3 separate regions of the Mus musculus genome follow, and all the other regions are linked to region 3. A link is a loop called in an ENCODE intact Hi-C map of the cell type or tissue named here. Cell type or tissue: heart. All regions are shown on one strand. Each heading gives the region's core, and the rest is flanking DNA. Links, peaks and the distances in the headings are about the cores only. Region 1 overlaps Mfsd5 (major facilitator superfamily domain containing 5). Region 2 holds the start of Npff (neuropeptide FF-amide peptide precursor). Region 3 has its middle 11 kb from the start of Sp7.

Region 1 (10,644 bases), core at 1,840-9,839, 90 kb before region 3:
GGGCTCTACTTTCCCAGTATGAGCTTCCTGCGAAGGAAAGTGATCCCCGAGACAGAGCAGGCCGGGGTTCTCAATTGGTTCCGAGTGCCCCTGCATTTGCTGGCCTGTCTAGGGCTCCTTGTCCTCCACGACAGCGATCGGAAAACAGGCACCAGGAATATGTTTAGCATCTGCTCTGCCGTCATGGTGACGACTCTGCTGGCAGTGGCAGGACTCTTCACCGTGGTGAGACACGACGCTGAGTTGCGGGTGCCCTCACCCACCGGGGAGCCCTACGCCCCTGAACTTTGATCCTCCAGGACAAGGGGTCTGAGATGGGCTCTGGAACACACCCACCTACCCATGACTTGCTTTGTGACTCTGTCCTGCAGCCCCTCTTGCCAGTGCTCTGTATTGGGAAGGACATGGGGGTGACAGACTGGAAAGGTGCCAAAAGCTGACAGTGTACTCCCTTCTCCTTGCTGTGTAAAAATAAACACTTCTAATGGATGTGACTCACTTGTCCTCTCCTGTACCCACCTCAGTTGCTGGTGAGGGGGCAACTGGAGATTTTTGAGGTACAGGTGGGGTTCTGATGTCTTCAAGTCAAATGTCTCCAGCTAAACTGAGGGCTGTGAAATGCCTGTCAACAGAACTGGGTGGAAAGATTCAGAGGCTCCTAAGTCCTTACTCTTGGCTAGGACAGGTACCCTCTCCAGTTTGCAAGCAAAATCCTCAGTTCACATGCAGGGGAAAGATGGACTCTTGAAGTTGGGCTTAGAGTCAGGACACTCATTACACATGTTGAGATCTGATCTCTGGTCCTCATGATTATGCAGTAAGTGCTTTTAGCCACTGAGCCTTCTCTCTACCTCAAAAAGGGAAAATGATCTTAAAGCATGTATCCAGTGCCCAATATACTCAGCCCTTGAACAAAGATTCCAGTGTTCTGGGCTGCTTTGGTGACTACCCCATGACGGTAAACAAAAGCCTTTCCTGTAGGAATAAGCTTGCTGTTCTGAGCATGCATGCTTCTCTGCTTTCTGCTTTCATGACCCAAATGCCCCATTTGTCCAGGGCCATCCGGACCTACTAGGTCCTGAGTTCCTTCAAGAAACATAAGCAGCCGGGCGTGGTGGTGCACGCCTTTAATCCCAGCACTCGGGAGGCAGAGGCAGGCGGATTTCTGAGTTCAAGGCCAGCCTGGTCTACAAAGTGAGTTCCAGGACAGCCAGGGCTATACAGAGAAAACCTGTCTCCAAACAAAACAAAACAAAACAAAACAAAACAAAAAAGCTGCCAAGAAGAGAGTGGTAAAGGGTGAGGGACTGAGATGTCTTGTCTGTACCTGATTCTTCCCCACCCAGCCTAGGTAAAGGCTAGCAAGTCATCGTGGCAGGAAACTGTACCAGTTGGAACACCAGTTTTGTGGGCCCCTCCCTGCCTCGCCTCTGATCATATCTGTCGTTCCTCCTCCCAGCAGAACCCAAGCTTCTCAAGGGAATCGGAGCCTTCTCTAAGAAGGATTGGGGTGAAGGACCGCGGGAGGACAGTGGCATAAGGGTGTGTCCTGGAATGTGCTTGTGATGGGTTTGGAGGACCCACCTGTTCTAGAAGGAATTCACTACCTCTCCTTGGGTCTCAGAAGAATTCAGGATGTTCCAGGTCCTCTACCAGCCTGTGTGGAGAGAGAGTGTAAACTGGGGGAGGAGTTTCTGCACCAGGGTACAAGTGTACACTCAGCAGAAGGCAGTGTCTCCCCACCCAGGCTGTGGAAGTTGAGGATAAATACAAAAACAGGTATCATTTTTCCCTCCCTCCATTATTTATCTCAAGGCTAAACAAAACAAAGTCTGTTGCAATCATTTAACTTCCTTTTTCTACCCTGTTGAGCTAGACGGAGATGCATTTTATAGTTATCTGTAGACTTTTCCTATCATGTAATCTCTTTTCACTTGAGCCTCCCACTTGTGTACAACAAGCTGATGCCTAGAGCATGCCTGGAGACGAAACAGCCTCCCTCTCATCCACCTAGTCAGGGATCACCCATGCAGAAGCCTATTAGATGGGAATCTAGAGCCTAGTTAATGATTTGGCTTTATTGTTGTTGTTGGTTTCTGTTTTTTGTTCTTGTTTTGTTTTTAAGATTTATTTATTTTATGTATATGAGTACACTGTAGCTGTATGGATGGTTGTGAGCCATCATGTGATTGCTGGGGTTTGAACTCAGGACCTTTGGAAGAGCAGTCAGTGCTCTTAATCGCTGAGCCATCTCTCCAGCCCCTAGTTTCTGTTTTTAAAGACAGGGTCTCACTATGTAGTTTTGTCTGGCCTTCAACTGACTTTGTAGACAAGTCTGGCCATGAAGTCTCAGAGGCCTGTCTCCCTTGCCTACTGGAATTACAGATGCCTAGCTAGTGACTTGTTTTATAGATGACAGTAGTATTTACCGCTGGAGCTATAAAGGGGCGGGGGGGGGGGGCTCATATTTTTAAATGATAAGGAAGTCCTGTAGAAGGGAAACTTACGAAGTTCCTTTAATTTTGTCCCTGATGAGCTTGTGTCAAAGGGTCAGATAAGAGTAGGGTGTATTCTTTCCTGTCAGACTCTGCCCAAAGCTCTGGAAGGAAGTTTAAGGACCCTGTCACTGTCAGCTTTTTTTTTTTTTTTTTTAAGGCTGAAAGGAAAGTACATGTGAAAGGTTGTTAGTTGGCTTAAAACTGTGTAGCAAATGAATGGTAAACAGATGAAACCTGCCTCTTGCCAGGCTGTGACCCTCACCTGACACACAGTGCTTATGCCTTATGGTTTCTCACACACTTGTGGTTTAGTCTCTAGTCTTGCTCCTCTGTCCCAAGCTCTGCCCCAGGAGACAGACCAGGGTGAGAGCATTTAGACTCTGCAGTCTGATCCATCTGTGGGTTCCTATGGTTCCGATGAGATGCTAACTCCCCACATGTGCGCTGTATTGAGCCTGTACAGTGAGCTAACTGATCCTTTGCATAGTAGTTCATGCTAGTGTTCCTACCACTTGGGAGGCTGAGCTGTGCAATCAAGATTACAAGGTCATTCTAAGATGCATAGCAACTTGGAACCCAGCCTGGGCTATGTAGCAAGACCCTTACTCAAAAAACAAACAAACAAACAAACAAACAAACAAACAAACAAACAAACTGAGGTCAAGTAGCATAGACATCCCAACACTCACGGAGTATGGGTAGGAGGGTCAGGAGTTCAAGGCCATCTTTAGCTATGAAGCAAATTGAAGGCCAGTCTGGGCTCTCTCAAAAACAAACAAACAAACAAACAAACAAACAAACAAAGCAAGCTGGGCACTGGTAGTGTGTGTCTTTAATACCAGCAGAGACAGGAAGATCTCTTAAGTTCAAGTCTAGCCTGGTCCACAGAGAGAGTTCCAGGACAGCCAGGGGTACACAGAGAAACCCTGTCTTGAAAAACAACAAACAAACAATAACGAGGGGGTGGGAGAGAGCCCTGGTTCAAATCTAGTTCCCCCACTCTCCACCTCAGTTTCCTTATCTGTGAAATGGAAAGAACAGCATGGTTGTTTCTACCCTATAGGGCTCTTGGGAAGATTAAATATTACTGTGCTTAAGTCCTTGTACTTGGCCCACATTTTAAGTACTGCCTAAGTGTTTGATTTATCTTTTTCGATTTGGGAGACTGAACCCAGGGCTTCACACACCCTGAGCAAGTGCGCTGCTGCTGAACTGCACCCCCAACCTCAGCTGTTTGTTTTCACATCCTAGTTCTTGACTCTTGTAACACAGCTGAGTTTATCAGGCTTGGGGGATGAGAGTGAATAGTCATGGGGGCCGTAAGAGAAGCAGAGCTTTGCAGCGCATCCCCATGGCCAGGGGATTCCCAGCAGTGTTTATTCTTGGTTCTAGCCCAGATGGAAGAAGCAGGCTATCCAAGTGACCCTCTGCTTTGGGTGTGCGCGCAGATGGACTGTCAGTGCATTCCACTTGAACTCCTTTCCTCTTCCTCAAGTGGGAAGGTCAGTTTGGGGTCAGCCTTGATGCAGACCACAGTCTTCCCTCAAGAGCTCCCGATCCTTCCCATCCATCTAGGCACAATACTTCTCTCTGGGAGATGGGGGGGGGAGAAACCCCCACAGAACCTAATGGACTGGGGGTGGTCCTATAGGCCTGGCTGGCAGTCTTCTTGGAGAGAGGCTGTGCATTCCATTCCCTAACCCAATCCCTCCCTCCCTCCCATCTCTCTCCTTTCTCCTCTCTTTCTCTGTTTTGTTGTTGTTTGTGGCTGGGTCTCACTTTGTAGTCCAGGCTGGTCTTGAACTTACACAGCTCCACATGTGTTTGCCTACCAAGTGCTAGAACTAAAGGTGTTGGATGTTCGCCATTAATCCCAGCACTTGGGAGGCAGAAGCAATAGATCTCTGAGTTTGAAGCCAGCATGGCCTACAGAGTGAGTTCCAGGACAGCCAGAGCTACACGGAGAAACCCTGTCTCGAAAAACAAGCAAGCCAACAACAGAGGGTGTGCTTCATCACGGCAGGCGTACATCCTAGGTAGCCAGGGATGATCTTAAAATCTTCAAAAATTAGTTTATTATATTTAGTTTATTTGTGTGTATGTAATGTGTGTGCAGCAGGGTGGGGCTGCCATAGCATGAGTGAGAAGGTCAGAGGACCGCTTGTAGGAGACAGTTCTTTCCTTCCATCGTGAGGGACAGAGAAATAAACCTTAGGTTGTCAGTTTGGCAACATGCACCTTTCTACCCGTGGAGCCATCTTTCTGACTTCACCTTAAAGTCCTGATCCTCCTGCTTCAGCCTTCCAAGTACTAAGACTACAGGTGTGTATTACATTTATCCTTTTGATTTTTTTTTGATTGTTTTGAGAAACAAGGTTTCTCTATATAGCCCTGGCTACATACTCTGTAGACCAGGCTGGCCCGGAACTCAGACATCTGCCTGCCTTTGCCTCCTCAGTGCTGGGATGAAAGGCGTGTGGTGCTTTTCAGTTTAGATCTCATTCTATTTCTATAGCTCAGGATATCCTGAAACTGTATGTAGCCCAGGATGGCCTCAAATGTGATCCTCCTGCCTCAGCCTCCTGAGTGCTAGGATTACAGGTTTCACCACGACATCCTTCTCCCTGCCTTCTTTGTATAGTACCCGGGACGGAGTTCACGTGTCCTGACTGCTCATATGAAGCAAGCAGTCTACCAGTGAGCACTAAACCCAATTTATTATTGTCTGTTACCATGTTTCTATAGAAACACAGATAAGGGACTGGAGAGATGGCTCAGTGGTTAAGAGCACTGACTGCTCTTCCAGAGGTCCTGAGTTCAATTCCCAGCAACCACATGGTGGCTCACAACCATCCTTAGTGAGATCTGATGCCTCTTCTGAAGTGTCTGAAGACAGCTACAGTGTATTTATATATAATAAATAAATTTCTAAAAAAAAAAAACACAGAATAAAAATACTAAATGGCCTAGAGTGTCATGCTGGGGGTCAGATCTACAGTTATAAAAACATGTCTTATCTCTGTTGGGTGGTGAAGGTGCATGCATTTAACCCCAGCACTCTGGAGGCAAAGTTAGGGAGCTCTTTTGAGTTTGAGGCCAGACAGGTCTACTCCACGAGTTAGTTCCAGAACAGCCAGGGGTATATAGAGAAACATTTTCTTTAAAGATATTTTTTAAAAGGATTATTTATTTATTTTATGTATAAGTATACTGTCAATGTCTTCAGACACACCAGAAGTTGGTGTTGGATCCTACTAAAGATGGTTGTGAGCCACCATGCAGTTGCTGGGGATTGAACTCAGGACCTCTGGAAGAGCAGTCAGTGTTCTTGTTTGTTTGTTTGTTTGTTTTTTCGAGACAGGGTTTCTCTGTATAGTCTTGGCTGTCCTGGAACTCACTTTGTAGACCAGGCTGGCCTCAAACTCAGAAATCTGCCTGTCTTTGCCTCCCAAGTGCTGGGATTAAAGGCGTGAGCCACCACGCCCGGCTAGTCAGTGCTCTTAACTGCTGAGCCATCTCTCCAGCCCTCTATTTAAAAAAAAATTTTAATGTATTTAAGGGGTTGGAGAGATGGCTGAGGGGTTATGATCACTGGCTGCTCTTTCAGAGAACCAGGGCTCAATTTCTAGCACCTACATGGTGGCTAACAACTATCTTTAACTCTAGTTCCAAAGGATCCAACACTCTCACACAGACATTCATGCAGGCAAAATACCAATGTACATAAAAGTAAATAAATATTTTAAAATGTATTTTTAAATTTTTTTAGATTTTTTTTGTATTTTATGTATGAGTAGTCTATCTGTATGTACACCTGCATGCCAGAAGATGGCAGCAGATCCCAGAATAGATGGTTATGAGCCAACATATGGTTACTGGCCATTGAATCTCTGGAAGAGCAGATGATACTCTTAACCATTGAGCCATTTCTCCAGCCCTATTAATAATTTTATTTTTAATGTGTATTGAATATTTTGCCTGAATATATGTATGTGTACCACATGTGTGTCTGGAGCCCATGTAGGTCAACTGAGGTTATCAAATCTCTTGGAGAAGGAGTTACAGGCAGTTGTAAGCTGCCATGTGGGTGATAGGAACTGAATTTAGGTCTTCTGCAAGAGAAGCAAGTGCTCATAACTGCTGAGCCATCTCTCCAGACCCGTCGTTATTTATTATTTTATTATTATATTATTTTTCCCTTTGCCTTAATTTTTATTATTTTTTTAAGACAGGGAATTACTATATACCACAGGCTGACATAGAACTTACTTTGTAAACCAGGCTGGCCTCAAACTCTGAAATCTGTTTGCCTCTGCTCCCCAAGTGCTGGGATTAAGTTTGTGTGTCACCATATCTGTCAGTTAATTAATTGATAAATTAATTGAGATGGAATCTCATTGTATGGGCCTGACTGTCCTAGAACTGGCTTTGTAGTCCAGGCTGGCCTTGAACTCTGTCAGTTTCTGCCTCCTGAGTGAGTGCTGGACCCAGCAATGTTTTAAAGAAAAACTGGATTATACTGGACTGGAGGGAGAGGTTGGTGGTCAAGGACATACACTGCTCTTCCAGAATACCTAAGTTCAATCTCTAGTGTCCATGCACAGAGGTTCGACCACCTGTCTGTCATTCCACTGCCAGCAATGTGGCTTATACACCTGGACACATAACTTAAAAATAAACATATCATATTATTCATTTTTTTGCTGTGTGTGTGTGTCTGTGTATGAGTGTGGTGCTGGAGATTGAACTCCCGGTCTTTTATATGCTCAGCAAGTGCTTGGCCACATCCCAGCCTTGACGTGATTTTTAAAAATAACTTACTTATTTTATGATCATTGGTTGTATTTTACCTGCATATGCATGTATGTGTGTATTGTTAGAGTCCAGGAGTCACCCTACAAACCAGAGGAACATTGATGTCAGTCAGACAGGGATAGTTTATTGAACACATACTCCAAGACTCATCAATCAGGGCCATAGCTCAGACTCGAGAGCTAAAAGCAACAAGGGTGAACTCTATCCAGGGTCAGTTTATATAGGGAAGAAACATAAGGAGCTCATAAGCAGATACAGTGGGGGCTGCAGGGTGGTCGGCCTTCTTCCAAGTTTCTTCAGTCCTTTAGACATAACAGTTTAAGCTGCCCTCTATCTTGCTTTGCCCTGAATGAAGGCTACAGCTGGGGGATTTGCAATCATCATCATCATTATAACATAACTGGGTATGTGGTCAGCTTGATCCTGCTGGGCCAACTTATTCTTCTGTCAAAGAATGGCATGCATGGAACAAAGTAATAAAAGCTATGCTTAGCCGGGCAGGCTTCAACATGTATGAGTGTGTCAGATCCCCCTGAACTGGAGTTATAGTTGTGAGCTACCACCTGCGTGCTGGGAATTGAATCCTGGTCTCTGGAGGAGCAGCCAGTGTTAACTGCTGAATCATCTGTCCAGGCCCCACATGGCTTTTTTTTTTTTTTTTATTGCATCTCATGTAGCCTAAGCAAATTTTTAATTCTCTGTATAATAACCGTGACCTTGAACTTCTGATCCTTCTGCCTCTACCTCCCAAATGCTGGGAGACATTTGCTAGTATTTCTAGTTTTATGTGGTGATGGGGATTGAACCCAGGGCTTTGTACATGCTAGCCTCAACTGAGCTATGGTTCTAGCTTACTGGCAAGCTTTTTGTAACTATAGTTCTGAGGTTCAAATCAGGACCTGTCATTCTAAACAGATATGTCCATCCACTGAGATGCTCTCTTAGGCCAAACACTTTTTTTCACTAGGAATAATGACATACACCTTTGACCCTAGCCCTGAGGTTGGGGTCATAGAGGCAGAAGTGTCTCTGAATTCTAGGCCAACCAGGGATACACAGTGGGACCCTGTCTCAAAAGCAAAATAAGAAAGCAGCTTTTCAAGAACTGTATGTAAATTACTGTCAGGGCCAGCAAGGTAATCTTTTTTTCTTTTTAGATTTTTTTTTTTTATGTGAGTACACTGTAGCTGACCTTCAGACACACGAGAAAATAGCACCATATCCCATTACAGATGGTTGAGACCCACCATGTGGTTGCTGGGGATTGAACTCAGGACCTCTGGAAGAGCAGTCAGTGCTCTTAACCACTGAGCCATCTCTCCAGCCCCATGGGTCATCACTGTTAAAATGGAGGACCTGGAGAGATGGTTTCAGTTCCCACACTTACAAGAAGGCTCACAACTCCTGTAATGTTAGTTACAGATGAACCAACCCCACTCCTATGGTCTCCTTGGGCACCAGACATGTATGTGCTACATATATACACATACAAGCACTCATTCATATCCATAAAATAAGTCTTTAAAAACACAGATGCGCCGGGCGGTGGTGGTACATGCCTTTAATCCCAGCACTTGGGAGGCAGAGGCAGGCAGATTTCTGAGTTTGAGGCCAGCCTGGACTGCAGAGTGAGTTCCAGGACAGCCAGGGCTTCACAGAGAAACCCTGTCTCGAAAAAACAAAAACAAACAAACAAAGAAAACCCCATATATATGGGACTGGAGAGATGGTTCACCAGTTAAGAGCACTGACTGCTCTTCCAAAGGTCCTGAGTTCAAATCCCACCAACTACATGGTGGCTCACAACCATCTTTTTTTTTTTTTAATTAGATATTTCCTTCATCTACATTTCAAATGCTATCCCCTTTCCTAGGTTCCTCTCTGAAAGTCCCCTATACCCTCCCCACCCTGCTCTTCAACCCACCCACTCCAGCTTCCTGGCCCTGGCATTCCCCTGTACTGGGGCATATGATCTTTGCAAGACCAAGGGCCTCTCCTCCCATTGATAGCTGACTAGGTCATCCTCTGCTACATATGCAACTAGAGACACCAGCTCTGGGGGGGGGGGTACCGGTTAGTTCATATTATTGTTCCTCCTATAGGGTTGCAGACCCCTTTAGCTCCTTGGGTACTTTCTCTAGCTCCTTCATTGGGGGCTCACAACCATCCTTAATGAGATCTGATGCCCTCTTCTGGTGTCTGAAGACAGCTACAGTGTACTTAGATATCATAATAAATAAATCTTAAAAAACAACAACAAGGCTGGGCAGTGGTGGCGCATACCTGTAATCCCAGCACTTGGGAGGCAGAGGCAGGCAGATTTCTGAGTTCGAGGCCAGCCTGGTCTAGAGAATGAGTTCCAGGACAGCCAGGACTACACAGAGAAACCCTGTCTCCAAAAACCAAAAACCAAACAAAAAAACAAAAACCACAGATGCAAGATGGACGTGGTGGCACACACCTTTAATCCCAGAACTTGGGAGGCAGAGGCAGGTGGATCTCAGTGAGTTCAAGGCCAGCCTGTCTACAGAGATTGTTACATAGAAAAACACTGTCTCAAAAAACTAAACCAAACAAACAAAAAACACAACCACAGACGAACCAGGTGTGTTGTAATCTTTAAATCCCAGCACTAGAGAGACAGAGGCAGACAGATCTCTGTGAGTTCCAGGATAGCCAGGGCTTTGTAGAAAAACTCTCTCAGACAGGTGTGGTGGTGCATGCCTTTAATCCCAGCACTTGGGAGGCAGAGGCAGGCGGATTTTCTGAGTTCGAGGCCAGCCTGGTCTACAAAGTGAGTTCCAGGACAGCCAGGACTATACAGAGAAACCCTGTCTCAAAAAACCAAAAAAAAAAAAAAAAAAAAAAAAAAAAAAACCAAAACCAAAACAAAAACAAAACACCCCCCCCCAAAAAAAAAGAAAAAGAAAAACTCTCAAAAAAATCCACCCCCCCCCCAACAACAAGAACAACAAACAAAGTAAATCCAAGGTTTGGCTAAAAATATTATGTTGGAAAATTTAAGTATAGCTTAGTGATAGAGGGTTTGCCTAGCATGAGCAATGCCTTAGGTTTAATCCATAGCACTGCAAATAAATAAATAAATACATAAGTTCTGTAATTAAGTGTGGTGCTCCAGATCTGTAATCACAGTACTTAGGAGGCAGAGACAGGTGGATCAGGAGTTTAAGCTCAGTGAGTTCTAGGATGGCCTAGGAGATCCTATCTTAAAAACAAAACAAAATAAAACAAAAACGAAATCTATGTATCTTCTTTAGTTTTTACTGCTACAACAAAACACCATGACACAAAAGCAACCTGGGTTTATTCA
Region 2 (10,644 bases), core at 851-8,850, 150 kb after region 3:
TGTAGTAAGGCTCCGAAACTAAAAGCAGTTTAGAGGAGGAAAAGGGTTGATAGGTTTACAGTTCAGGTTACATTCATGACTAAGGGAAGCTAAGGAAGAAACTCACATTATCAGTCAAGACCAAAGAAAATAATCTGATTCTTGCTACTTCTGACTAAGGAACTCACTTCACAGCCACAGAAGCACAGCAGGAACAATGGCAGATACTCCATGCTGGCTGGCTGGCTTATTTATACTCTACTAGATTTCTTACACAGTTCAGGACCACCTGCCTAGGGGTGGTACCACAATAGTGGGCTGTGCATATCAGCATCAATTAACTATCAGTCCATCCCCCCCACCCACCCCCAGACATGCCCTCAGGCCAGGCTGATGTAGGCAATTCCTCAGTTAAGGCTCTCCTTTCAGATCCTTTTAGATCCTAGGTTGTGCCAAGTTGACTGTTAATGCTAACTAGGAAAAAGGCTAGTCCAACAATTAGTAGAACCCTTCCAGTTCTGACAGGGGAGGTTGGTCAGAGGGCTCTTCTCACTCCCTCTGGCTATGAGGAGATAGGCTGTGGGGGCTGGTTTCTCTGCTGTCCTGCCGGTGACCTCCAGTATTGCCCACGCCCCTTTTCTTAGGTCAGGGCCCCAGCAAGAAGGCAGCCAAGCACAAGGCAGCTGAGGTGGCCCTCAAACACCTCAAAGGGGGGAGCATGCTGGAACCAGCCCTGGAGGACAGCAGGTGAGGGAGGAACAGCCAAGGCACACTAGAAGCCCGCTGAGAACCCAGGCCTCTGCACTATCTACTTCTCTCCCTAAGCCTGGTCTGGTGACTCATGGCCACCCTCTCGTGGCCCCTTCCTGAGAATTTCCTCTGAAGCTGAACAGGGTGTTTCTAGAGTGCCTCAGAGTAATAGCCAGCCCCCTTTGATGGGTGGTGGCTGCTCTGGGGCATGAGAAAAGGGCATAGGGGGTGGAGGCAAAGACTGATAAAGTTGGTCCTGGCATGCCCCCTCTTTCTAGCAAGATGGCTTTCCCTCTTCCACATTCAGGTTGCAGCTTGTTGGGTAGAAAGAGACTCTTTTCTGAGCCCCCACCCTAACCTCAGTGCTTCTGAGCCAGTGTGGGGTCAGCAGAGGATCCCAGGAGGAAGAGCTGTTGCTGAGGCTCTCCGAGTCTGCATCGGGGGGAAGGAGTTCTCAGGGGATGGAAAGGTCAGAAGGACCTCACACCCTCATTCCCTTCTACATGGGTGTGAATCCAAGACCTTCTTCCCCTCGGGAAGTTCTTTTTCTCTCCTAGACTCTTCACCGCCTGAGGACACTCCTGTCGTTGCTGCAGAAGCTGCTGCCCCTGTTCCATCTGCTGTACTAACCAGGTATCTTGAGTCCCCTGACGTCTTGGAGGAAGGAGGGGGTCTTGGCTTCTAGTCTCATAGCTCTTGGACTCAGGCAGGTCAGGATGAGGAAGCCTGAGAGTAAAGACAGACTGGTGTAATTGAAAAATTTGCACCAGCTGGTTGGTAAGCCTGAGCTAGGAGGTAATTTATGATGATTAAATAGCCAAGCAATGAATGTTAGATTGTTTAAACATCTTAGAGGCTCCATGTTTGAGACCCAAAAGGTACTTCCAGGACTGTGTGTACAGCTCCTTTACCTCCATCACAGGGACATTGCTGAAGGATTTCCACATCTAAGTGCTCCTGGGAAGTAGCAGAGCCTCACTTGGTGGGGTGTGGGGAGGGAGGAGAAAGGCTAGATGTTTGGACAGATAGCTGCCTGCCTGGTGAGGAATTGGGAGGTGGTAGTGGCTGGCACTTGATCCATGACCAGGACAGGAGGAACCTCTGCATTTTCCTCAGCACTGGCCTGGGCCCTTTTTTCTTTAGGAGCCCTCCCATGGAGATGCAGCCCCCTGTCTCTCCTCAGCAGTCTGAGTGCAACCCCGTCGGTGCTCTGCAGGTGTGCCTCGTCTTCATTGTCATGTGTGCTATCTTCTCTGAAGTAGGGCTGAGGCAGGGGCGTGTGCACTTGTGGGTAGGGTGGTCCTCCTTCTCACTCAAAGGTGGAGGCTCTTGGTAGAAGGCCATTGGCTAAGGACCCTTTCCTCACTAAGCCTTGGACTCTCTTATGGTTTTCTTTCAAGGAGCTGGTGGTGCAAAAAGGCTGGCGTTTGCCAGAGTACATGGTGACCCAAGAGTCTGGGCCTGCTCACCGCAAAGAGTTCACCATGACTTGCCGGGTGGAGCGTTTCATTGAGATTGGTAACTGGGGAAAAGGGGGTTCACTCACCTTCTCTCTTTGCCACACTGTAACCCCAAACACAAGGTGGTTCTTTGCCTGGCTGTGCTCTGTCCCAGCTTCCTTTGCTTTGCAGGTCCTTGCTCAGCTCCTGCCTTCCTGTCTCTCCCTTGTCCCTGCCCATCTTTCCCCCTCTTATCTGGCTCACCAACTCCTCAGTTAAAAAGATCAGGCCTTGAGCTCCTCTTTGCAGTGGTATCTCATTGGGTGACTGTCTAAGTTAACCTAGAGGGAAAGCATTGGTCTGTTAGGAATCCCCAAGTTGAACAATTCCTTCCCCACCCTCAGGCAGTGGCACTTCCAAAAAGCTGGCAAAGCGTAACGCAGCAGCTAAGATGCTCCTTCGAGTGCACACTGTACCTCTGGATGCCCGGGATGGCAATGAGGCAGAGCCTGATGACGATCATTTTTCCATTGTAAGTGGCTTGTGTGGGCTCGACATGTGGTTCACACTGCAGGACATGGTACGGAATTGGGTTGGGTCTGTGGTTTGGAAGTGAGTATGGGCCTGCTTTCCTTCCCAGGGCTCCTTGAACCTGTGCGCCCAGAAGTCCCCTCAGCCTATATGTAGGGTCACTAGTGAAAGCTGGCCTAGGGCAAAGCCCCTATAGGCAACTTTTCCTGGGATGAGGAAGGCTGCCAGGAGTCAGAGCATAATACCCAGTTCTTGGGTCCCACAGTCCTTAGCTGCTTTCTCACTCTTATCTCATTAGGGCGTGAGCTCCCGCCTGGATGGACTGAGGAATCGTGGGCCAGGCTGCACCTGGGATTCCTTGCGGAATTCTGTGGGAGAAAAGATCCTATCCCTTCGCAGTTGCTCCGTGGGCTCTCTAGGGGCTCTGGGCTCTGCCTGCTGCAGTGTCCTCAGTGAGCTCTCTGAGGAGCAGGCTTTCCATGTCAGCTATCTGGATATTGGTATGGCCAACTAGAGACTGGGGATGGAGGGGACTGGATCAAAGCAAGTATGAAGGAGTTGGGAGATGGGTGATGTGTACACTGTTTGGTGCCCCTTCCCCACCAGTGCCTCCCTTCTCTTTCTTGGTTTCCAGAGGAACTGAGCCTGAGTGGGCTCTGCCAGTGCCTAGTGGAACTGTCCACCCAGCCAGCCACTGTGTGTTATGGTTCTGCAACCACCAGGGAGGCAGCCCGAGGTGATGCTGCTCACCGCGCCCTACAGTACCTCAGGATCATGGCGGGTAGCAAGTAGCATCCCACTGCAGTGATGGATATGCATCTTTTACTTCTTGCTCCTTCTGCCCCTGGGTCCATGTATCCACCTAGCTCTGGTACCCTCCAGAGGTGCCATCTCTACCTCTGACACAGCCTGTCTGCCTTGAGACTGAGGAAGGCACAGGCAAGCAAGGAGCCATGAACCACAGGGCCCCAGCCAGCACAGGATTTGTCCTCATTCCGTGGGTGATGGATGAATCTATTGGAGTCCTGAATAAATGCTGCTCTTTGGCTTCCAAAACCCTGCTCTCTCTGGCCTTGGGTCATGAGGGTATAAGGAATAAACATGGTGAGCTTGTTCTCCTTTTGAACCCCTTGTTCTTTTTTGTTACCGAGAGGAGGCAAGGTGCAGTAGTAGCCTTGGGGATCCTTAACAACAGAATGGCTAGAGACTGAGTGGAGGTGAAGGGGGGCTACAGCTATTGCCCTTGGGCTCCCACCTGCTCCCTGACAGTCTTGTCCAAACACAGGGATTCTGAAGCCAGCCGGACCATTTTTATTTGGGGGCACACAGGGAACATGGGGAAGTGGTTTTGCATGCAGGCATCACAGCTGACGATGCTACTTCTTCCCAAAGCGCTGAGGAGCGGCCAGGCTCCAGAACTGTCTGGCCTGCGGATTTAGCTGTTCCTTGCTCCAGGACCCCCATGCACTTCTGCCAAACCTTAGGAGAGATTCATCCTTAGTTGGCACTCCCTCCATCTCACCTTCTCTCACATCTTCCTCTGCCCTCCACCCTTCTCAGCCTCTTCCCTTTGGAACTCACCTCTGGGGCTGAAACAGGAAGGCTGGGCTCCTTCTAGGTGTGTCCATGGCCTGGAGCAGAACACGAAAGAGGGACCCAGGAGTCTGGATCCTGTCTGGAATGTGGGCATACTGTGGTGGGTGGGGTCCCTTATCTTCTCCCTGTGATGAGAGAGTGGCAGGGAAGGAACCTGGCAGTGTCTTGTACACTGAAGACATGGAGGGAAAGAATGGCTTCTAGGGGAAACTTGCGTGGGCTGAGAAGCCATTTCCCTCCCTTAGAAGCCAGACTTTTTGAAGACCTTAGCAGCCTGGGGAACACCAAACCCTGTATCATAAGTTTCAGCTGAAGGAGAGATGGCGGCTGGGTGGATGGGGCAGCAGGATGTTCACTCACTGCAAAGACTTGGTCTTCACCCCAGCTCCCTGCCTCTTCAGTGTGGCCCCAATTCAGCAGCAGCAGTAGCAGCAGCAGCAGAGCAGCCCACTTGGAGTCCATGCTGCCATCTGCCTCCTGAGTGCCCACGGTCTTCTTATACCTGATGTCCCTACCCCCACCTCACCGGCAGCCTGGGGGGAAATCTAGACAAGCAATGGAAATGCATGGCTCTATTAAGAGCCACCTGGGACCCCCCCTCCCGTACTCCCCTGGGGACTCTCTGCTCTTAGCTTCCTCCCCCCCAGCCTAAGCCTGGAGTTATATAGACTTTATTAGATGCATAAATCTTGTCTCCGGAGCTCAGGAAGCATCATTAATTGCAGACAGTTTGTCAGAGTTAGACCCTGGGGGAACCTTAGAAGAACCTCCAATCCTTCAACAGATTGGAGAAGCTTCAATTGATCACCTCTTGTTCCTGACTGGAGAAACTCCTGTCAGAATTGGGCATTATGTCCTGGATGGGAAGGAACTAGTGTTAAGTGCAGGCTAGGGTGAACCAGCTTGGTCCCTACTCCTGCCTGGAATGGGTGATCAGGACCACAGCCCCATTTCAATCCCCACTGCTTCTAGTCAGGTTAAATGTGGGTTCACTACCCTTTAAGATTTACCTGTGAATAGTTAAGTGAGAGATAGGAGACTCTTTTTGGAGCCTTACTGAGTAGAGGTGGCCTGTAAATTTTGTGGACAGGCCCATCTTTGCAAGAGAACTGGGGATTGGGCCTCCACAGCTGAAACTCTGCTGCCACCTTGTGGCCACTACTCTTCACTGCCACGTCCAGCCATTTCCCTTTCCATACATTTTGTCTAGGACTTGAGGACCTAGTTCTTTGGGGCCCAGAATTGTGACATTTTTCCAGTTCCGTCTGGTCAGCATGGGCTCTGCCTGGTTCTGGTTCTAATATACTACTGGAGCTGGCGACTAGGGTTCTGCTTTAGGGACAGACAATCACTCCAGTTCAGGGAAGGGTCCTTTAAAGGAGCTAGTCCTAACCTCACTTGCAAATCCAGGTGTCAGAGTACCATGTCTCTAGCCTAAACAGAAGAAGGACTGTCGGGGTTCTACCCCATGAGCAAAGCAAGCTGCTCACACTCTTTTTTTCCTCACTTACATATGGGAACAGTAAAATGAATTACTTGCTAGGAGAAACATTTGGGATGCATTTTGTAGGAAAGCACAGACCCGGTGTTTTCAAAATGTCAACTGTGATTCCCTTTGCTGTCCTCCCACTCCAGTCCTGGGGAACTTACCATCTCCAGAGAGTGCTGAGTGGGCTTTAGCTTCTTGGTGGCCTCTACCAGAGGTCCTAGCTTGTTCAATGGAGTCTCAGGTTATCTCTCAGTCATATGTAAAAGCCCCTCACATATTTGGAGAAATACCATGTATCCACATCTTCTTTGCTCAACAGGGAAGTACTTTATTGGAACCAACTTACATTTTAGGTTTGCGGATAAGTGGCATTTTAAAATTTCTTTCTTGGGAATCAAGTCCAAATGAAGAGCCTTGTGTATGGTAGGCAGGTGCTCTACTGCAGAGGGAGACCTTCTAGATCAGGTTTCTGATGTTCTAGAATACAATGCATCCAGGCTTGGGTGAACCTTTCTGTAAGGTTTGTCTCAAGATTTCCTGTAGAGCTTGTCATACATTATAGTTGAAATATTTCACTGCTGCTTTTGTTGTGGGTCTTCTCGGTTTCTCTCCCCACCTCTCTCTTTTCCTGTCTCCACTGTGTGTGTGTGTGTGTGTGTGTGTGTGTGTGTGTGTGTGTGTGTGTGTGTGTGTGTGTGAAACAGGTGTCACCATTTAGCCTTGGCTGGTCTAGAATTTACTATGTAGATTAGGATGCCTCTGCCTCCCAAGTGCTGGGATTAAAGTGTGTGTCACAGTGCCCAGCTTGTCTGGTTTTCTAAGCCTGAGACTCTGTATGTAGCCCAATATGCTGGCCTCTGTTTTTAGTTTCTCAAGTGCTGGGATTACAGATGTGCACCACCACACCTGGCAGAAATTTCGTATTTTATCTTTGCTCTCGAAATTCACTGTGTGACTTCAGAGGCAGGCTGATCTTTTTGAGTCGAGGCCAGGCTCTTCTACAGAGCTAGTTCCAAAACAGCCAAGGCTACACAGAGAAACCCTGCCTCAAAACAAAACAAACAAACAAAAAAACAACAAAGAGGCAACTTGCTGGAGGCCCCTGAGCACAATCTCCAGCACCCAGAGAACAATAAAAAAACCTAACCCTGTGAACAGGAAGCTGTCCTGAACAGCAGATGGGTTGCGTACACAGCAGTCTCACAGCAGCCACCCTGTGTTCACTGCACTGCTGCTTCAGTACCGGAGTCTGGGCTGAAGCTACTAAGTTCACAAAGAAGCTGGTTCACTTCTAACCTCAACAAAAATTAATCATCCTAACCTGTGTGCTAGGATTCTCATCTTCTAGACTTAGTTTTATTTATCACCTTCCAGACTTATTTATTTAAATACAGGATCTCAGCTGGCCTGTGGTGACATATGCCTTTAGTCCCAGCACTTGGGAGGTAGGGCAAATCTCTGAGTTCAAGGCCAGCCTGGTCTACAGAATGAGTTCCAGGACAGTGAGAGCTACACAGAGAAACCCTGTCTCAAAAAAAAAAAAAAAAAATATTGGGGCTGGTGAGATGGCTCAGTGGGTAAGAGCACCTGACTGTTCTTCCGAAAGTCCAGAATTCAAATCCCAGCAACCACATGGTGGCTCACAGCCATCTGTAACAAGATCTGACTCCCTCTTCTGGAGTGTCTGAAGACAGCTACAGTGTACTTACATATAATAAATAAATAAATCTTTAAAAAAAATTTTTTTTTAAATTTTTAATTGTATATCTGCAAGAGCGGGTGTCTGAGGAGCTGGAATTCCAGATGTGAGCCACCTAAATGGAACGGAACTCAAGTCCTCTAGAACACAAGTGCTCTTAACCACTGAGCCACCTCTCCAGTCTTCCTCCAGACTCTGTCTTAGCTTTTGGTAATGTTCTCTCTTTCTTGGACATACTGTGTGCTCCCCACCCACTTTCTCATTCATTTATTTACCTGGGGAGAAGGAGACACATGCCCCACAGAGCATATGTGGAGCTCAGAGAACACCTTGCCAGTTCTCTTCCCACCACATGTATCCAGGGATCAAGCTCAGGTCTTCAGGCTTGGCAGTAAGTACCTTAATTGCTGGGGCCCACACAGTGATGGCCAGTAAGTGTTTCCATTTCCTAAGGAGGCTCTGAGTCCTTCACCAGACACCAACCCAGTAGATCTGTTCTACCAAGGAACCTTAGAGGTACCTGTTCTGTCTTTTGTCAGGTTCTTCAGTCTGTCTCCTTGGTGGTTTCCACTTTTAGTGGAAGACACAGACACAGAAAGGATCAGTGGCTCACCTGTCCGTCTTCCTCACCCTGATCATTACCTGTTCTCCTGTGAGCTTTAATCTGCTTTTACAAAGTTTGCCTCGAGTTTCCAATCTTCTTCTCTTTTTAATTTTTTTTTTTTTAACTTTTTAATTGTGTATATGTGTGCTGGGGGAAGGGTTATGCAAGTGAGTGCAGTGCCTGTGGGGGCCAAAAGAGGGCACCAGATCCCTTGCAGCTGGAGTTAAGGGTGGTGGTAAACTAGCCAACATGGGTGTGGGGACCAAACGGATCTTTTGAGACAAGAGCAGTTTTTCCTCTTAACTACTGAGCCATCTCTTCAGCTATTCCTTCTAGTCTCTGGAGAAAGCTTGACTTTGTCTACCTCTTTGTACACTCCCAAGCCCCTTTCTTGGGAGTAGGACTTTTTCTTCCTTTCAATTGTTGGAAGTGGGTGAGCATAAAACACTGAAAGAGCCAGGGTGTTCAGTATTCCCATTGGTCAGTCTTTTTGTGATGCCTTGGCTCTGAGGCAGTTTAAAGATCTGAACTCTGTGCCTTTTCCAACACCATGTTACTTACTGAAAGCAGAGAGAGCCTGCTAGTTCTGCCCTAAGAAGTGGAAGGAGGAGGATGGTCAGACACAAATGCCTACTGAGTCTCTAGGAGTGACCAATGGGCCCCATGAGTCTGCGTAGGGAAGCACCAAACATACCAGTCATTCTCTTGATAGTTTAATGTTATATTTGCAGCATAAATAAGGCACAGTATATGTCAGGGCAAGGGATGGAGGGAGAAGGCAAGGCTGGGTGATAACTGCTAAATGGCATGGGGGAAGGAAGAAGGGATAGTTATGGAGAAGAGCTGAAAGCCCCTGCCTCAGCCCTGCCCCAGGAGATTGTGAGAGCCTGCTCACAGGGGTCATGCTGAATTGGGAGGAGGGAAAGGACAGAAGACACTTTTGTAACAAAACAGCCCAGAGCACTGTATCCTCCCACCTGTCAGAGTCTACCACTGGAGCCTGGGGAGACCCAGACTGGGTTGAGTTCCTTGAGGATGGAGAGGTATTGCTACATGTCAAAAGGATATAGAACAGAGCTATATTCATAGATACACATGGCTTCTCAACATATACTCTATCAGGATGTAGGAGGCTCCACTGTGGGGGTGGAGGCTAATCTTCCTGTAAGAGATGTGGTGTGTGCACAGGGAAGAAATGGACAACTAAGGCTCCTGCTGATTTTGTTTGTTTGTTTTGAGACAGGGTCTCACTGCATAGCTATGATTGGCTTTGAACTCCCTATGTAGACCAGACTGGTCTTGAACACAAAGAGATCTGCCTGCCTCTGCTTCCCTCAAAAGTGCTGGGATCAAAGGCATATGCCACCACCACTCCTGGCCTTCCTGCTGGCTAAAGTCACCAAGAATGCAGAACTAGTAGCCTGCAAGGAAATATGAGTCCAGACCAATGCAGGCAAGAGTTTTAGAGCTAAGACTAGAAGGAAGACCAACCTAGAATTTGAGATGAGTAATGTGGTGGTGGCTGTTTTAATGGAAGAGGAAGGAAGGACTGGGGGAAATAAAAATATCAATTCTAAGGCAGAGAAGACATTTAAAGTAATCGTTGTCATCCCAGAGCTAAGATGCTCCCAGCCTGTCCGCTAGGGACTGTCATGCATTAGTGTGAACTAGCAGCAGAGACTGTTAGTTAAAGCTCACCTTCAGAGTGGCCAACTCAGGAGGTTGGGATGGCCCAGAGTGTACATTTCTAGCAAGCTCTTCAGGTGATGGTGCTGCTGATGTTGTTCTTGGACCATGTTCTGAGAACCACTGCCCTAAGGTAAAGTCAATGAAACTAGTGCTCACAGCCACTAATAGCTAAAGCCTTACTCACAATTGCTGGCTTATAGCCTACCAGCTCTACATTAAAAAACAAAACAGAAAAAGAAAACACCTACTAGCTGAAATAGAAACTTGCATTTACAAGAACATAAGCTGCCTTAATCTGCCCTACTTTCACCAGCCTTTGTTCATTCTAGGGTAGGATTTTACCTCAAAGTAACAGTGCAAACGGTGGGAATGTGGCCAGCAGGCACTGCTCATTCCTATGGATCACCAGGCTGGTGGAATAGGGGGATTTGTCTATGCATATGCACATATACAGACAGAAACAGAATTTGTAAGAAGAATGTCTAGCTGGACTGGAGTGGGGTAGGGTCTTTTGATAGGCTTTAGGATCCTCACCTGTCCTGTCCCACCACCCCTCCCACCCTGGTCAAACATGGCTAAAGAAAGGAGAAAGCATAGCAACGAAGGCACGTGTCACACAGCTGTGAGACACATCTGAACAGACTAGGGTTTTCTTTTCATAAGAAGTACATATTTCTTTTTGGTGGGTACAATAGATAATGGAAATGTGTTCTGAGGATGGGGACACGCCGGGGAGAGTGAGCTGAGCAGTTAGCACCTTTAAGGAGCCTCTCAGAAGCCAGAGGAAGAATTGCATGTGTGTGTCTTTTTGGCGGTTCAGGCTGTACAAAGTACAGTTATATCTCTCAGGATGATGGTGCTGGAGGGC
Region 3 (10,644 bases), core at 1,747-9,746:
TACAACACTTGACGATAAGGCTCCCTGATTCCTGTTCATACCAGTACACACCCATGCGCACAGATACAATGACCTTGATGCTCCCCTGTGAACCCACTCAAACTCCTGTCAGCACAGCATCTCCACATAGGCAAGTGATCCCATACTTGGGAGAATAGAGACAGGGGAATCAGAAGTTTAAATCTACCCTCAGCTACATAGTGAAGTCAAGGTTAGCCTGGGCTATCTGAGAAGGCGAACAAGCAAATCTAAGAACAGACACCAAGATGTTGCTCTTTTTCCATCCTACCAGGACAGGAGCAACCTTTGATCCTTTAGTACCCACACCCATAGAGTACAGAGACCCAGATGGCCTTAGCAGACTCCCCGGCCCTGGGGAACCCCAGGCATCCTTACCCCACCCACCTGCCCCCCTGCTCTGTGGCCCCGCTGACTCATCTCTCCCTCTGTGGAGCCTCCCCAACCACAGGGGCCTGGAAGAGAAGCTTGGAAAGTTGCACTCATGTCCCAAGCCCCTAGTCTGGCCACTGCCCGCCCCCAAGCACCCAGGCCCAACCCTCCCCTCCGATGGTGACTCCAATGACAGGCAATCTAGAGGGGTCAAGAAAGAAGAAGGCACCCAGAGATAGGAAAATGGGAAGACAAAAGGAGCCAGACGCAGGGTCTGAGACTATCATCTCCATTACGAGGAGGGAAAGGATCGTGAGTTCAAGGCCAGCCTGGATGACATGGTAAAAAACACATCTCAAGAAGAAAGGATGCCAGGTGCGCTGGCCTATGGTCGTAATCACAGCACTCAGGAAGCTGAGGCAGGAGGATTGCCACAAGTTCCAGACCATCCTAGGCTCCATACTGAGTTCTGGTCCAATATGAGTTAGGGTGACATCAGACTGAAAAACCAAAATAGACATAAGCCAGACAGTTCCATGGGAAAGGAAGGATACTTGCTGCTAAACGGATACCCTGAGTTTGAACCTCAGAACCCACATGGAAAGAACTGACTCCACGCGCGCACGCGCGTGTGTGTGTGTGTGTGTGTGTGTGTGTGTGTGTGTGTGCTGTTCCACATGCCCCTACCTTATAAAGAAATAAAGGATTTATTTAAAAACAAAACTGGGGGCTGGAGAGATGGCTCAGTGGTTAAGAGCACTGACTGCTCTTCCAGAGGTCCTGAGTTCAAATCCCCAGCAACCACATGGTGGCTCACAACCATCTGTAATGGGATCCGATGCCCTTCTCTGGTGTGTCTGAAGACAGCTACAATGTACTCATAGAAATAAAATAAATAAATAAATCTTTAAAAAACAAAACCACCACCACCAACAAAACCAACAAAACCCAAAAAAGACAAAGACAGGAAAACAGAACATAGACACCCAGTAGGGACACAGAGAAGAGCTGTGAAGAACAGCTGCTAACAACAGAAGAGCAGTAGCTGGAAACCAGAGAAACTTTCCCTGGGTCAAGGGAAGAACTCACTCGTAGGCTTGGGGCTTAGGAGTTGGACACAATCTAGTGCCCCAATCTAGCATTTTGATTTGACGTTGAGGAATCTGGAGCTCAGAGGCAAAGCTGATGGCACAGGAAGGGATAAGGGGGACAAACTCCATCCAGCTTGGAAAAGAAGTCCCCCGCCCCAACAAGTATGCATACACAATACAGGTTTCTCTGACTCCTGGCAGCCACAGGGCTCCAAGTCTTGGTTCTCTCCTTCTCTGAACCTCAGTTTCCTTGGTTGACATCTGAGCCCTGAAATGAAACTGCAGATTTGGGGGAAACAGCTCAGAATCAGAGAGAACGATGACAAGAGAGAGAAGAAGCAAGGACAGAGAGGACCAGGCTGGAAACAGGAGAACATGTGTGTACCCTGTGAACATGTGATGCTACCCTGGGAACATGTGTGTACCCTGTGAACATGTGATGCTACCCTGGGAACATGTGTGTACCCTGTGAACATGTGTGCACCCTGTGAACATGTGTGTACCCTGTGAACATGTGTGCACCCTGGGATCATGTGTGCACCCTGTGAACATGTGTGCACCCTGTGAACATGTGATGCTACCCTGAAAACATGTGTGCACCCTGTGAACATGTGATGCTACCCTATGAACATGTGTGTACCCTGGGAACATGTGTGTACCCTGGGAACATGTGTGTACCCTGGGATCATGTGATGCTACCCTGGTTGGGTTTCCACAGGCCAGTATTGAACAAAGACCCTCTCAGTCTCTGGGGAATGCCCTGGGTAACCCTTCTGCAGCACAGGTATTAAAACTTGGAACAACACAGAGACCCACATGGCCCCTGTGTGAGGACAATATACAAGTTCATGAAGTGTTCCATATTTTATTTTCAGAGAAAAAGTATGCCTCGAAATATGTCACATGAAATATATTAGCATCTTTAGTACTGGAGAGATGGCTCAGTGATAATGAACATACACTGCTCTTTTTTTTTTTTTTGGAGGGGGGTGTTTTGAGTCAGGGTTTCTCAGTATAGCCCTGACTGTCCTGGAACTCACTTTGTAGACCAGGCTGGCCTCGAACTCAGAAATCCGCCTGCCACTGCCTCTCGAGTGCTGGGATTAAAGGCATGTGCCACTGCGTCCAGCTGCTACATTCCAATCTTTAACTAACTTCCTCTCTCTCTCTCTCTCTCTCTCTCTCTCTCTCTCTCTCTCTCTCTCTCTCTCTCTCATGTCAGGGGATTAAACTCAGGATCTTCTACATGCTGAATAGGCAGAGCCCTGCTCTAGTTGCTCTAGTTGTTAGGATCACAGCTATATGAGAGATATAGGGTAAGTCTACAGAGAGTTGACTCACTCAGCAAACACCTACTTTATGCAGAGCACACAGAGCTAGGCACACAGGTCTGCAACCATAAACATGACTGATCCAGTTCTGTGCCTCACAAACTATCCTGTAACTAACAAAAAGAGGAAGCCTTTTAATTAAAGCAAGTAGTGTGTGCTACAGGAGACAGAATTGATCTAAGTCAGTAGTGGAAGGCTAGAAGAAAACCATATAAAGAAACCAAAAAAGCTGAAGGTGGTCCTAGCACTTAGGAGGCTGAGGTAGAGGGAGTGCGGTGCCATGAGTTTAAAACTAGCCAGAGCTACATAGTAAGATTCTACCAGAGGAAAGAAGGAAGAAAATGGAAGGAGACGAGGGAGGTATGAAGGAAGGAAGGAAGGAAGGAAGGAAGGAAGGAAGGAAGGAAGGGAAGAAGGAAGGAAGGAAGGAAGGAAGGCTCAAGGCTCAATAAAAATAAGACTTGGTCTGGCGGGGTGAGGTTGAACACACTGGCAATTACGACAATTGGGACAGAAGGCAGAAAGGCAAGAGAATTGTGAATTCCAGGTCAGGCAGCTATATCCCGACATTCCGTCCTCCAAGAAAACAACAACAAAATAGAAATATTGCAAATGCACATTGTTCCAGGGTAAGAAGAGTTAGCACCTCTGTGCATATGACTGGAGCATAGGGTGAAGGCTGAACCAGGCCTCGTGGAATGGGCCTGTATTCCCAGCTACTCCAGAGACTGCGGGCTACTCAAGAGCCCACGGCCAGCATAGGCAATTTAGTGAAGCTCTGCCACACACACAAAGGGGATGTGGGGGTTGGATTCTGTAGACAGTGGTAGAGTGTTTCACAAGCATAGATCCCAGGAGTTCCACCCCAGAACATGAGAGAGAAAGTGGGGGTGGGAAATGTCTCATCAGCTATGCAAGGTATGTGACCTTAATCCCCAGGACAACATATAGAAATGTTTGTATATTAAAAAGATAGCCCTGGCTGCAAAGATGAGCATGAAAGGGGGTCTTAGAGCCCGACAGTTCTGTGTCTGTCAGCCATTTAGTATGGTGCAAGCTTGGGCAAACTGTTTAACCTAGGATTCCTCTTCTGTAGAAAGGAGAAACAAGACAGTCATCTCTCAAGGTTGTTATAATGATTTGAAACTGTGCACAGTGCTCAGTGGGTAAAGATACCTGCCATCGTGCCAGGGGACCTGAATTCTATCCCTGTGACCTACAAGGTAAAAGGATAGCACTGACTCCTGACCTCCACCACATATGCATTGTGACACACACACACATACACACACACACACACACACACACACACTCAAAAGCAATTTGGTTTATTTGGTTTTTTGAGAAAGGGTTTCACTGTGAGCCCTGGCTGTCCTGGAACTCACTCTGTAGACCAGGTTGGCTTCAAACTCACAGAGATCTTCCTGCCTCTGCCTTTGAGCTCTGGGGCTAAAGGTATGGGCCACTACGGCCTGGCTAATTTTTTAAAACCCACAAAAATTAGAAATGTATGCTGGACCACCCACTCGATGCTAGACATCAATCACAGGGTCTCACACAAACTACATAAGCGCTCTACCACTAAACTACACCTATAACTACCACTGGACTACACCTATAATATAACTAAACTACACCTATAACTACTACCAGACTACACTTATAACTACTACCAGACTACACTTATAACTACCACTGGACTACACCTCTATCCCTTAACTATAAACAGTATCCACCGCTTAGTACTTGCTTCATACATGATACGTGTTAGTTCATCACAGGTTGCTGGAGGACAAAACTGGAGATGAGGATGGCAATTGGTGTCATCACACCAAGCCAGAGGTCAAAGTGTACGGGGTGGAAAGGAGAGCCAGCCTCACAGGAAAAATGAGCAGGCATGCAGGTTTTAAAGTTCAGTGCTGAGAATAGCTCTGGATAGTCAGTGGCTCTGCTCAGCATTGAGGAAGGGGCCAGTGCAGTATCTGAGCGTTTTCTCTCAGCATTCTAGCAGGAAGCCCCTGAATGGCTGGGGTGCCTCTAAAGAACTATTTTCCTACCCTTTGACACTCGCCCCTGCTTCTCCCATTCCGTCCTTTTCTCCTCTACTTAGAAACTTTCCCCGCTGCCCTTGTCAATGAGAGTCCGCCATCGCGCCCATCTCCACCCTCCTCCTCCATCTCAGTCAGACATCCCTCCCCTCCCCTGCATTTCAAAGCATCAAAGCACTGTTCGACTTTTTCCAAGAGGAGGCTCGAAGCAAGGCGTACAGTGAAAGTATAAGCCTCCAGCTAAAGCTGAGAAACAGAGCGGGCAGAGGGACAATGAACATAGTGAGGTCTGGGCTGGGGCATCTCCACCGCTTACGCTGGCCACCTGGGACCTCTTGCATGCCTCAGTGTCCCGGTGCTGCTGGCAGGCAAGGGGCGGGCCGGCTGGGGGCGGGGCGGGGCGCAGGCGGGGCCGGCCGGGCCAGGCGCCCGGGCAGGAGGCAGCTGCATATCTGCGGTCCCGACCACAATTGCTGGGAGTCGCGTCCCGGAGACTGGCGGCGCTGACTCTGCCCGCTGCGGCCGCCGCGCCGATTAGAGCCCGAGAGGGAGCGCCAACCCCGGGGAGGGGGGCGATGGCGGGGAAGCGCTGGTGCCCCTTGGCCTCCATCCTAGCCAACACCCCCAATGCCAAGTCGGGTCTTTCTCTGCCTCCCTTATAAACTTAGCCTCCCAGCCTTGGCTTTCTCCAAACTGGATCTAAAGCTAGTGCTTTGGGACCCTGCAACAACCTGAGGAAGTTGACATCCTGTTGACCTTTCCCTCTTCCCCAGCACCCAAAAAAGAGGACTCAGAACCTCAGGATAAGCGTTCTCGGGCAAAAGCAGATCGAAGAAGGAGCCTGAGACGCCAGAGGACAAGCATTCCGAGGCCAGAGCACCCCCTGCTGGCTGGCTCTGAGTCCCTGCCCCTCCCCCTCCAGCTGTGACCTCCAGCTGTGGTGGTTGGGAAGAGCTGGCTTCTTTGATCTAGAAGCGTGGCCACCCCCTCCAGGCGCCCCATTAACCTCCATTATCCCAATTAGGCATCCCTCCCAGTCCTGGACATGAGCTTCAAAGCCCCTTCAATGCGGAGAGGAGAGGGGCTGACTCTTTAGCCCCTCACCAAGCCAAGTCATTTTCAGGCAATACCCAGGTATCCTGGTCCCAGCTGGCATTCATGGTAGGTAATAGAACTATAAAAAGGATTCGAGAGAATAAAAAGGGAAAGGGACCCTATTTTCCAAGTTCCCAGTTTTGCATTAAATGATTGAGGTGGTAGCATCCAGGATCCTGGCTGACCTGAGATTCCCATCAACTTATTCAGCTTTATCCCATCCAGAGAGGAGCCAAGAGCCACCCTCCTCCATCCTTAATCCTATCGCAACACTCCCTCCCCTCCTCCTTCCTGTAACAATTTCCGCTGGGGGAGCCCAAGCCGGGTTCAGCACAGTGGCCGCTTCCTGGAACATTTTCCTGTATCCGAAACCGCGGCTCCCTCCCCAGGGACCCACTGATCAAGGCCAGATGGGAGCAGGGATGGGGGTGGAAGCAAAGGAGCCAGGCTCTCCCCATCACCCCCCTCCCAACACATTTGCACACCACAGGGAGCCCCTGCCCTGACACACAGACTGACATAGGCACACACCACATGCCACAGTCATACACTCATGGGCATTCGTGGCGACACAGGAACCACAGGCTGAGTCTTAGAAAGTCAACACACCCACAGATATCACCACATGCTATCTCCACCCCACCCCATCCCCGTCTAACTTCTTGGTCCTTTTTTGCTTCGTGAGGAGACTTTAGAGATCCAAAAATAACGGGATACCACCCTAGGAAGGTATTAGATTGCTTCTCTGAGGGCACCTCCTAGCTGGTTCCATTATAGAAATGCAGGGTATCCATCCACTAAGTTTATATATGACAGCCAAAATCAAAGAGAGCAAAGAGGAGCAGTTCTCTGATTCCTGAGGAAGAACAAACATTAGGCTGACTCTCAAGGACAGGCAGGAAATCAAGAAACCTCCCTGGTGACAGGCCTCTCTTCCTCCCTCTTTGCTGGTCCTCTGATATTTATTTACAAGGTTTCACTATGTAGCCCCTGGCCAACTCACAGAGATTGGCCTGCCTCTACTTCCTGGGTGCTGATATTAAAGGTGTGGAACTGGGGCTAAGATTTAAGAGCGCTGGCTGCTTCTTTCAGAGGACTCAAATTCAACTCCCAGCACACACATGGCAGTCTGTAACTCCAGTTCTAGGGAATCCGACACCCTCACACAGACATTCATGAAGGCAAAACGCTGATGCACATAAAATAAAAATAAATTATAAAAAAGAAAAAGCATGGGTCACCACGTGACATCATGGGTCTTGTTGTAGTTTTGTTTGTTTTGAGACAGTCTCAAACAAACTAGAACTCAATATGTAGACCAGGCTAGCATCAAACTCACAAGAGAGTCACCTGCCTCTGTCTCCCAAGTGCTGAGATCAAAGATGTGAACCACCACACAACATCCAGCTTTTCTGTTTGTTTTTGGTTGTTTGGGGGATTGTTTTGTTTTGATATAGAGCTTCCTGTGTATACTTGGCCTTGAACTTCTGATCCTACTGCCTCCATCTCTCAAATGCTGGGGTTACAGGTGTGTACTATCATGCCTCCCATCTGTTTGTCTCTTACCTGGCTGGGTATAGGTTGGTCTGTGGATAGAGTCTGGAACAGACACTCAGAAAAGCTGAGAATAGGGAAACATCGTCTCCTGTTTCTCAGAACATCTCATTGGTTCAGAGGAAGTATGAAGTATATGAAACTGGAAAGTTCCACAAGTCTAAGATATAGGTCACTGTGGAAGGATGGGAGGGATGAGTATATGGGCACAAGAAACATTAATCAGGATACCCCAAACTCATGACACTATTTGGTTCTGGTTTATGCTGGCTTCATTAATATGCTTGATTTTTTTGGGGGGGGTTGTTTTGTTTTGTTTTTCGGGATAGGGTTTCTCAGTATAGACCTGGGTGTCCTGGAACTCACTTTGTAGACCAGGCTGGCCTCGAACTCAGAAATCTGCCTGCCTCTGCCTCCCAAGGGCCGGGATTAAAGGTGTACGCCATCACCGCCCAGCCTGGCTTCATTAATATGTTAAACAAGAAAAAAAAACACATCAGTTCAGTGGTTACTACAAAGACATTTTATTAAATTCAAAGTGGCTATTCTTCATTAGAGACATCTAGAAAAGAAACTTTTTTTTTTAGATTTATTTATTTATTATATGTAAGTACACTGTAGCTGTCTTCAGACACTCCAGAAGAGGGAGTCAGATCTTGTTACAGATGGTTGTGAGCCACCATGTGGTTGCTGGGATTTGAACTCCGGAAGAGCGGTCGGGTGCTCTTACCCACTGAGCCAACTCACCAGCCCCTAGAAAAGAAACTTAACAAATGGTAGAGACTGTAGTTTTGAGGTCTTTCTTAGAGTTGAAAACATTCTCCTGGAGATGGCAATGCACTTTGATTTGAAAAACAAACAAACAAAAACATTATGGAGATATTCTGGTGGTACAGCCTATAATCTCAGGACTCAGGAGCTGAAGGCTGGAGGGTCAGGAATTCAAAGTCACCTTAAACTACGTGGAGCTCAGGGCAGTCAGAAGTGGTGTGAGAGAATGGGGGCAGTCAGGAGTTGTGTGAGAGAATGGGGGCAGTCAGGAGCGGTGTGAGAGAATGGGGGCAGTCAGGAGCGGTGTGAGAGAATGGGGGCAGTCAGGAGTGGTGTGAGAGAATGGGGGTGGGGGGAACCAGGTGTAAGGGCTCATGTCTTTAATTCCAGCATGCAGAGACAGGCAGAGCTCTGAGTTTGAGGACAGCCAGGGCTATACAGACAAAACCTGTCTCAATAAAACAAAAATAAAAAAATAAAAATAAAGCCGGGCAGCGGTGGCACACACCTTTAATCCCAGCATTCAGGAGGCAGAGGTAGGCGGATTTCTGAGTTTGAGGCCAGCCTGGTCTACAGAGTGAGTTCCAAGACAGCCAGAGCTACACAGAGAAACCCTGTCTCAAAAAAACAAAAATTGATTGATTAATTAATTAATTAATTAATTAAAAAGAAGAAAAAAGGAAGGAAACTGTGTCTGTTGAGAGGCAAACTCATAGACACGGGTACGACAGACTCAGCAAAACTCTGACAAGGTACAGAGAGCCAGCAAGCGTCCCTTTCAGGGAAGATGCAATGACACCATCAGTCCATTACAGCAAAAGCCTATAATTCCAGTGCTCATGAGGCTGAGGCAAGACTGAGATACACAATGAAATCCTATCTCAAAAACATCATCCAGGTTTTGGGGCACACACCTTAACCCAGCACCATGGAGGCAGAGGCTGGGCAATCTCCGAGTTTGAATGCATAGTGTGTTTCAGGCCATGAGGTCTCCATTGTGAGACCCTGTGATAAAAAGCAAAATAAAACCCTAACTAGCCGGGTGTGGAGGCACACGCCTTTAATCCCAGCACTTGGGAGGCAGAGGCAGGCAGATTTCTGAGTTCGAGGCCAGCCTGGTCTACAGAGTGAGTTCCAGGACAGCCAGGACTATACAGAGAAACCCTGTCTCAAAAAAAAAAAAAAAAAAAAAAAAAGTGGGGTTATTATTTTTTGTACTGTAGAATCCTAGGCAAGACCAATTCATATAATACGGAAATTTATTGATGAAATAGGGATTGTAGGCTAGAAATTATTAGAAATATTAGAAATATTCTTTGTTTCTGGGTGAGAGAAAGTCTGTATTGTATTCTGCCTTCATGGTGTAGTTCCCAATGGTATCCATTGGTGCTAAGCTTGAAAAACAGCGAAGGAGGGGTAATGTGTGTGTGTGTGGTATGTGTGTGTGTGTAAGAGAGAGAGGGGGGGGAGAGGGAGGGAGAGAGAAGGAGAGGGAGAGAAGGAGAGGGAAAGAAGGAGAGGGAGAGGGAGAGAGATTGATTATGTCAAGATGCACATGTGGAATTCAGGGTTCAATCTCTATTGGGATCTAACTCAGGTCTCCCAAAACCAGAAAAAAAAAATGGTGGCAAATGTGTGTATACACGGAAAAATGTGTGTATACACACAAAGAAATGTTAAAACAAGACAAAAAAAAAAAAAAAAAAAAAAAAAAACTTCCTGCGGTCCAGATCGATCAGCTCAGCGTGTAGGAACACCAGGAATGCCAAAGCATTCTGTGAAGGAGAATCCTAAGGAAGTCCTAGGGAATCGACAATGTTGCTCCTCACCAGCAGGTGGCAGCAGTGAGCTACTGAGACGCTGCCACTGTACACTTCGGCATCCTCTGGGCCTCCAGTCTACTGGGCAGCATAGGGGCACTTTTCTGTAGGAGACAATGACAGAATTATTGGTACTAAAGCAGAGGCTGGAGCTGGGAACCGTTTTTGGTAATGGTTCTAGCCCTTCTCACAGTCTTGGCTGAGAGACTCACTTGACAAAGGTCCAAAGGTATCTTGTTCCCTAGGCCAGAGTCCAAAGTTCCCATGTCCTACCCCACCTGCCTTCCTTACAAAGACATTTCTTGAGGCCCTTATTGTTATGTCAGGAGTTTCCTAGAAGTGTGACAGGGAGCATGTGTAAACTAGCGGAAGACACCTTGGTAAACAACTGCACTTGGCCGTGACTCTGGAAAGCAGTTTGAATACTGAGTAAGTACACCACCTTGGGAATCAGATAACCAGGGAGTTACCTTACTCTCTCGGACTCTTTGTCCTGAAGATGAGGGCATTTCCTTCAGAGATGAACAGCGGGCTGCAGCTCGGT

The links. Peaks named below come from ENCODE experiments on the same cell type or tissue, not always from the same donor. Only the 100,000 strongest peaks of a DNase experiment are listed, where the experiment ranks them.
Region 1: a loop joins it to region 3, with 8 times the contacts of the local background. A loop is called at or near these places in 8 of 42 quality-filtered maps.
Region 2: it touches region 3 in a loop (2.6-fold over the local background); 6 of 42 quality-filtered maps call a loop at or near these places.

The regions. Positions count from the first base shown.
Region 1 is chr15:102,281,257-102,291,900 of GRCm38, forward strand. Mfsd5 (major facilitator superfamily domain containing 5) reads left to right here. Exons shown (of 2, transcript NM_134100.4): 2 at 1-488. The coding sequence ends at 291. Among named protein-coding and RNA genes, the nearest start is that of Mfsd5, 7.1 kb to the left of the region's middle. In heart, for the core only: a CTCF peak has its summit at 6,323 (motif pointing right); no DNase peak of the experiment used is centred there.
Region 2 is chr15:102,519,852-102,530,495 of GRCm38, forward strand. Tarbp2 (TARBP2, RISC loading complex RNA binding subunit) reads left to right here. Exons shown (of 9, transcript NM_009319.3): 3 at 624-726; 4 at 1,270-1,362; 5 at 1,873-1,945; 6 at 2,130-2,247; 7 at 2,573-2,700; 8 at 2,998-3,199; 9 at 3,334-3,825. The coding sequence ends at 3,491. It overlaps Npff (neuropeptide FF-amide peptide precursor), which reads right to left and starts at 4,770. Exons shown (of 3, transcript NM_018787.1): 1 at 4,656-4,770; 2 at 4,281-4,420; 3 at 3,988-4,178. The coding sequence starts at 4,757. The coding sequence ends at 4,076. It overlaps Atf7 (activating transcription factor 7), which reads right to left. Exons shown (of 12, transcript NM_001310067.1): 12 at 8,785-10,644. In heart, for the core only: CTCF peaks have their summits at 5,447 (motif pointing left) and 8,281 (motif pointing right); a DNase peak (open chromatin) is centred at 5,450; H3K4me3 peaks cover 250 bases; H3K27ac peaks cover 96 bases.
Region 3 is chr15:102,371,635-102,382,278 of GRCm38, forward strand. No RefSeq gene overlaps it. Among named protein-coding and RNA genes, the nearest start is that of Sp7, 11 kb to the left of the region's middle. In heart, for the core only: a CTCF peak has its summit at 5,765 (motif pointing left); DNase peaks (open chromatin) are centred at 5,357, 5,757 and 6,317; H3K4me3 peaks cover 1,860 bases; H3K27ac peaks cover 1,998 bases; H3K27me3 peaks cover 347 bases.